2 separate regions of the Homo sapiens genome follow, and region 2 is linked to region 1. The links are chromatin contacts, found by Hi-C or POLR2A ChIA-PET in ENCODE. All regions are on one chromosome and are shown on one strand. Each heading gives the region's core, a stretch centred on a gene start or an enhancer-like site at or near the end of the contact. The rest is flanking DNA. Distances are from core to core; before and after follow the strand shown.

What was found. Hi-C counts contacts between places; a loop is a spot of excess contacts on that map. ChIA-PET counts read pairs that join two places held with the same protein, here RNA polymerase II (POLR2A). Pooled maps may share reads with other maps.
Region 2: a pooled map shows a loop between it and region 1 (2.9-fold over the local background). The contact joins two enhancer-like sites. A Hi-C loop is called at or near these places in 1 of 168 maps with a recorded cell type or tissue (CD4-positive, alpha-beta T cell) and 6 of 50 pooled maps. POLR2A ChIA-PET finds 5 or more read pairs at or near these places in 4 of 52 experiments (AG04450, T-cell, activated CD4-positive, alpha-beta T cell and 1 more).

What each region holds. Positions count from the first base shown.
Region 1 is chr12:96,240,692-96,244,636 of GRCh38, forward strand. All of the region lies in intron 2 of ELK3 (ETS transcription factor ELK3), which reads left to right. Among named protein-coding and RNA genes, the nearest start is that of ELK3, 48 kb to the left of the region's middle. Within about 2 kb of position 1,985, at least 17 of the 41 ENCODE cell types and tissues checked have a DNase peak (open chromatin) inside an H3K27ac peak, as active enhancers do; they include CD4-positive, alpha-beta T cell, where a contact is called at or near this core.
Region 2 is chr12:96,432,862-96,436,552 of GRCh38, forward strand. No RefSeq gene overlaps it. Among named protein-coding and RNA genes, the nearest start is that of CDK17, 34 kb to the left of the region's middle. Within about 2 kb of position 1,515, at least 5 of the 41 ENCODE cell types and tissues checked have a DNase peak (open chromatin) inside an H3K27ac peak, as active enhancers do; they include CD4-positive, alpha-beta T cell, where a contact is called at or near this core.

The DNA of each region.
Region 1 (3,945 bases), core at 735-3,234:
TCTCAGTTTTGAGAACGAGGTAGGAGAGTTGCAGAATCAGAGGGCAGGAGCGCTGTGTTTCCAGGGTGCCCTGAAATGGCAGAGGATCCAGGGGCCAGACCAGAATGACGAGGAACTCGCCACAGGCCTGGCTCCTCGCGGGGAGGAAAACGGAAGATCAGATAACAAGACTAAGCACGTGAACTCCAGATGCATAACCTTGGATCAAAATTGGGGTGCCAGACCAGAGTGGGTGGACAGACACATGCAGCAAATATTTGCCACGTAAATGGATGGGTGAAATTATGGCTCATTAAGCTCTCACGGGAGGTGTGAGGTTGTATGTAGCATGTGGAGTTTGCATATGGCCTCTAATATCTGCCTGGGAGTTTTCAGTTTAAAAATGCCAGCAAAGAAGAACAAGCAGGTATATGTATGGGATACACCCACAGGGAGCTTTAACCAGCCTAAGAATGAGCCGTGGAAAATTGTGTCTTTCATGCCTGTGGCTTTATGCCTGGGTCAGTTCTCCTTATAGTTGGTAATTCATTCAACAAACATTTAATTAACTCATTTAAATATAATCCTAATAACATCATCAAGAAGGTAAATCTAATTCCATATGCATCTTTTCATTACCTAGCACTGCATATGCTTTTTTTAAATTACAAAACTTATCGAAATATTTCTCATCTATCTACTATTTGAGATTATTTACACAGACTCCTTCCTCTTCAAAGGGCACAGTGGAGCGTTTGTGTGTGTGTGTGTGTGTGTGTGTGTGTGTGTACATATGTAAACACACTGTGGACAGCCATACCTTTTCTTATAGGTAGGTATGCCTGTAACCTGTCAGGGTAACAGACAGCACTGAAATGGAAATGGAAATATGACCTGCTCTCTTGGCATTTTCTATGCAGTTAAAGTGAAATAATTGAGGGATCCTGTCACGAGATCCTGTCATGGGCTGCTGTCATGGGATGCCTTGGTCCCCAGAGGTGGCTGGTGAGTTGGGAAGGGTTCTTCTGCACAGGTCTGCCCGGAATCCTGTCCCAAAGGGACGACTTGCCCTTTAGGCTACTACTGCATTCTCAAAATGGCAACTTGGACGGGGTGAGGGATTAATTTTGGTATCTGGTCCTCCTCTTTTGCCTGGAACTGCCACTGGGCTCTGTTTGAAGGGGATGTTGCTTTTTCCTCTCACTAAAATTGGTCCCATCCTTGCTGCCCGTAACCTCACATGGAATGCCTGCCGGGCAAAGAGGCAGCCCTTTTGCAAATACGTATTTAATGGGAAATTACAAAGAGACTGGTCCCACCCATGTAAGAGGGAAGCGGATGTGTGTAACACTCTAAAACCACGCTGGAGATGCACTCAGCTCCACCCGACACAGACCAGCATCGCTCAGGTTACCAGGCAACTGTGAGCAACAAATACTTGTGAGTCTGGGATTGAAGGGGGTGGAAACCCGACTTTTTCTAAATATCCTCATCACTTACCATAATAAGAGCCCTTACCCAAGTGTGCTTGTGTCCCGGGCTGCCTAAGTTGGCCTGAATCTTGTGTCACCCTTCATAGTAGCCAAGACCTCAGGAGTCAGATTGCCTGGGTACCATCTGTTCTCTCCAGGTACAAGCTTCCAACAGTGTATAATTTATACTTTCCGAGCCTCAGCTTGCTTATCTCCAAAATGGGGATAATAATCATTCCATTCTCTAAGAGGATTGAGTGAGTTGATGGTTGACAGGTTCTTAGAAGATAGCCTGACAAATAATACGTGCTCAGCACATACTAGCTTGTATTATTCCTGACACTGAGTCTTCTCAGCAAACTCTTGGAAGGAAACTTCCCTCTGGAAGCCACAGAGAGATCTTCAAACATACATGGCGCTGCTTCTGGGGGCAGCCCTGGAAGATAAGGAAGAAGGGGCTGTCAGTGCAGCTGCAGGGACACACGTCCTCTGAGCCCAGGTTGTTCCTAATCCTCCAGCCGTGGGCACCGCTGTGGGGGGCTTTCCTTACCAGCTCCCCTCGTCTAGCAGATGTCCCCGGTGCTGAGTCACTGGGCTGCACTGCTCTGACCCACTTACTGTACCCGACCCTGCCCTCTTCCCTCCCAGTTCCACTCTTTAGCCTTCGACCCTGGCAGGTTTCCAGGTAGCCAGATCGAATCCGTCTTTCCCATTGGTCTCTAGAGAAGCATGACCTGCCTCGGTTCTTTCCAATGGCTGTCACTTCCTCCTTTTGGCCAGCTAGTAAATTGTCTCCATCCCCGTCACTGCGTAACCTTTCCCCAGAAAACTCTTGGTGTCCTCTCTGCTCCCCCAGCAGAGGCAGCAGCTACTGAAGGGCCCTTCCCAGTGTCTCCCTTTTTACATTCTGAGTAGGGTTATGACAGTTGCTTCTAGCTATAGAAAGTTCCCACTGTCTTCCACTTAAACACGTAAAATACTTAAGATTCTTATATGTTCTTTTCTTTAAAAACCAGCTTCATTAAGATAAAATTCACATACCATACAATTCACCCATTTACCATATACAGTTCAGTGGCTCTGAGTATAGAGTTCTGCACCCATCACCGTGACCCACTTTAGAACATTTTCATTACCTCCTTCCTTCCACCCCTCTCAGCCCTAGGTAACCATGCTCTACTTTCTGGTTTTTTGTATAGATATCATGATTCTGGACATTTCATATAAATGGAATCATATGTGACCTTTATCATGTAATATCTGGCTGCTTTCACTTTGCAGTGAATCATAGAATAGAATATTCTATTCTATGGCTCATGCCTATAATCCCAGCACTTTGGGAGGCTGAGGCGGGCAGATCACCTGAGGTCAGGAGTTCAAGACCAGCCTGGCCAACATGGTGAAACCCCGTCTCTATAAAAATTAGGCAGGGCGTGGTGGCTCACGCCTGTAATCCCAGCACTTTGGGAGGCCGAGGCAAGGCAGATCACGAGGTCAGGAGATCGAGACCATCCTGACTTACACGGTGAAACCCCATCTCTACTAAAAAAAATTAGCCAGGCATGGTGGCGGGCGCCTGTAGTCCCAGCTACTCAGAGGCTGAGGCAGGAGAATGGCGTGAATCAGGGAGGCGGAGCTTGCAGTGAGCCGAGATCACACCACTGCACTCTAGCCTGGGCAACAGAGCGAGACTCCATCTCAAAAAAAAAAAAAATTAGCTGGGCATGATGGTGGGTGCCTGTAATTCCAGCTGCTTGGGAGGCTGGGGCAGAAGAATCGCTTGAACCTAGGAGGCAGAGGTTGCAGTGAGCCGAGATCACGCCACTACATTCCAGCCTGGACGACAGAGCAAGACTCCATCTCAAAAAAAAAAAAAAAAAAAATCTATGATTCTGTTTAATGAAATTGAGGCCCATTATGTTATGTTTGTTCCTTACTATTCCAAACAATATTCCTTATTGTTCTTACTATAGTCTAGTAATTCATTATTCCTCAAATAATGAATTCTAGGCCTTGGTGCAGAGCTTCATTCTTTACTACAGCTGGATAATATTCCATTGTAAGGACACCCCACATTTCATTTATCCTTTTGCTGGTTGGTGGACAGGTGGGTTGTTCCTCATGTTCTTTTTAACACAGCAAGGCCATATGATCTGTCTGAGGCTGCCTTTCAGTTCCCAACCATTTTTTGAGCAGGAGAGACATTTTCTGTCATTTTTATCACAGCCCTTGGTTATTTCTTGATGTGTTCATGAATGTAATCCCAACTTAGACATGATGTTCCAAACCTATAAGAAAATTAGAATTTTTTTTTTTTTTTTTTGGGAAAGAAGAAACAGTTATTTAAGACTTGTTAGAATAAATGATTCAGATCCTTTTTCTTCTGTGTTTTTATTTTGGCTCTAAATAAAACATTTATAGAAGTTTGTCTTTTGTGTAATTATTTAGGCTCTAAAAACTTCACTCAGTTTAGATGAGTGTTCAAACTCGCTGA
Region 2 (3,691 bases), core at 265-2,764, 190 kb after region 1:
GGACAAAAACCTATATATATATCATAACACCACAGGCCACTCCCTGGTTTTCACCCATGGATCACTTACATCAAATAATATACACAATCATTAATAGTTAATGAATAGTTATTAATACAATTATTACTAGTAATAATGCATTAATAATTAACACAATGTGTTTCAGTCCATCACAGTGTGTATCTCCCAGGATGAGGCCACTTAGGTTTTCAGGTTTCATTTAGATCTTGTCAGGTTCCAAAAGCAGGAGTGGCCTCCATAGATATGCTGCCTCACCCTTTCAGGCATCTGGGGAATTGAGGTAAGTGGCTGGGCATGGTGGCTCACACCTGTAATCCCAGAACTTTGGGAGGCCTAGGTGGGCGGATCACTTGAGGTCAGGAGTTTGAGACCAGCCTAGCCAACATGGTGAAACCCCATCTCTACTAAAAAAAAATACATAAATTAGCTGGTTGTGGTGGCAGGCGCCTGTAATCCCAGCTACTTGGGAGGCTGAAGCAGAATTGCTTGAACCCATGAGGCGAAAGTTGCAGTGAGCCAAGATTGTGCCACTGCACTCCAGACTGGGCGACAGAGCAAGACTTTGTCTTTAAAAAAAAAAAAAAAAAAAAAAAAAAAAAGGCCGGGCACTGTGGCTCACGCCTGTAATCCCAGCACTTTGGGAGGGTAAGGCTGGCAATCACCTGAGGTCAGGAGTTAGAGACCAGCCTGAGTGAAACCCCATCTCCACTAAAAATACGAAATTAGCCGGGCATGGTGGCACATGCCTGTAATCCCAACTGCTCGGGAGGCTGAGGCAGGAGAATTGCTTAAACCCAGGAGGCGGAGGTTGCGGTGAGTTGAGACTATGCCATTGCACTCCAGCCTGGGCAACAAGAGCGAGACTCCATCTCAAAAAAAAAAAAAAAAAAGAGGAAAGCGAGTGTAGGAGGCAAGATGGTGAAAGAGGATCAATAATTACACTGGGAGTAGAGGTTTGGAGGAAGTGTCAGTACATTCAAGTGTTCCCTTAGGAGAACCAAGTTATGTGCAGTAGCTTCATTTATTTTATTTTATTTATTTATTTATTTTTTAAGATGGAGTCTCGCTCTTGTTGCCTGGGCTGGAGGGCAGTGGTGCGATCTGGGCTCACTGCAACCTCCACTTTCCAGACTCAAGCAATTCTCCTGCCTCAGCTTCCTGAGTAGCTGGGATTACAGGCACGTGCCACCATGCCCAACTAATTTTTATATTTTTAGTAGAGACGGGGTTTCACCATGTTGCCCAGGCTGGTCTTGAACTCCTGACCTCAAGTGATTCGCCCCTCTTTGGCCTCCAAAAGTGTTGGGATTACAGGCATGAGCCGCCGTGCCCAGCTGGCTTTATTTATTTTATTAAACACTAAAGAGAAGGGCAGAGGTCTTGGAAACATTTCGGTTACACAGACACACTTACAAAGAAGACTAACAGTGTAATAGTGCAAGCCAAAGATGCGTAATGAGTGATGCAGATCATAAGTGCAGTAGAGACTTGAAAGGAAGGGAAACCACAGTGGATTACAGTGGTCAGGAAGGGCCTCACGTGACATGTGAGACTTGAACTTTGAAGAATGTTTAAGAGTCAGTTAAGGGAAGACAAGAGAGCATTCTTGATAGATAGAGAGATGGATAGAGAAAATGGAAAGAGCAAAGTTGTGGAATGAAGAACATGCCAAGAATACAAGAGTGCCAATTAGGATTAATACAGTGGTCTCTTAAAATGATAACGCTATGAACCAGGAAGTTGGTTCTGTTTTAGCAATTTAAAAATCTGGTTGTGAAATTATAAAGGTGGAGCTAGTTACAAATTACTGTTTCAAAAATAATTATAGCCTGGGCACGAGGGCTTATTCCTGAAATGCCAGCACTTTGGGAAGCTGAGGTGGGAAGATTACTTGAGGACAGGAGTTCAAGACCAGCCTGGACAACATGGCAAGACCCCATCTCTACAAAAAATTAAAAAATTAGCCTGGTGTGGTGGTGTGCACCTGTGGTGCTACTTGGGAGGCTGAGGTGGGAGGATTTCTTGAGCCCAGGAGGACGAGGCTGCAGTGAGCTGTGTTCATGCCACTGCACTCTAGCCTGGGCAACAGAATAAGACCCTGTCTCTTAAACAAAATTATAACAAATACAGACTTAAATTCAAAATAATATAGTTGGTCAAATTGTTAATTTATTAAAAACTATAGCACTGGTCATTTCTATAACCACAAATATCAACATAAAGTTACAAGATTATACAAACATGCTAGTCATGACTAGTTGACTAAAATATATAAGGTACAAGGTAAAGGACAAAATAGAAAGTATCCATGTCTATGAATAAAGGGTTATTAAAAATTATTGTGGCCAGGTGCGGTGGCTCATGCCTGTAATCCCAGCACTTTGGGAGGCCGAGACAAGAAGATCACGAAGTGAAGAGATCAAGACCATCCTGGCCAACATGGTGAAACCCTCTCTACTAAAATTACAAAAATTAGCTGGGTGTGGTGGCACATGCCTATAGTCTCAGCTACTCAGGTGGCTGAGGCAGGAGAATCACTGGAACCCAGGAGACGGAGGTTGCAGTGAGCCGAGATTGCGCCACTGCACTCCAGCCTGGGCGACAGAGAGAGATTCCATCTAACAAAAAAAAAATTGCATATAAGATATTCTAAGAACTACGTGAGACAAAAAGTTATGGCATAGAACTGTCCTTAAAGAACTAAAATCTAGAGATGTCTGTGTGTGGCAAGATGGTAGGGCGAAAGGCTAAGGAATGTAGACTTTTTTTTTCTTTTTTTGAGATGGAGTCTTGCTTTGTCACATAGGTTGGAGTGCACTGGCTTGATCTCGGCTCACTGCAACCTGTGCCTCCCGGGTTCAAGCAATTCTCCTGCCTTAGCCTCCCGAGTAGCTGGGATTACAGGCGTGTGCCACCAGGCCCAGCTAATTTTTATATTTTTAGTAGAGGTGGAGTTTTGCTATGTTGCCTAGGCTGGTCTCGAACTCCTGGCCTCAAGTGATCAGCCCACCTCGGCCCCCAAAAATGCTGGGATTACAGGCGTAAGCCACCATGCCCAGCCCCACAGTGATTCTTTAAAATGTCAGTATCACCCCTGTTTCACACAGCTGGAAGTACATGGAGGAAGGCCTCCAGGAACTCAGCTGACACGCTCCCAGCACCTCCTCAACATTTTCCCAGCCTGTTCCCCATACTGCATACTGAGATGCTCCTGGTCCTCTCTTCCTACTTACTGTTCTACCTGGCCCTTTGGACTTCACCTTGCCACTACACCCCTAGTTATCAGTTTGCTGTCTACACATATAGGATGTTCTTTCAGCTACAAGAAACAGAAATCCCAACAAATAGTGGCCTAAGAGCATAATAATATTTGTTGTTCACTAAACAAGAGGCCAGTCTCAAGGTTAGTTTGGTAATTCAACAATGTAATCAAGAAGGCAGAGTCCACCATGCCTCCTCAGTAAGTCAGCAATGTCTGTCTTTGCGAAGCTCTTGCCTTGAGATCCCCTCATACAACGGCATTCAAGCTGGAATCGAGGGAAGAGAGGCCAAAGGCTTCCACTTCCCTAGCGTTTCTTTTATCAGGAAATAAATTTTTTCCTCATACCCTCAATTGACTACTTCTGACAATGCACTGGTTAAGTCTGGGCCATGTGCCCAGTCTCCTACC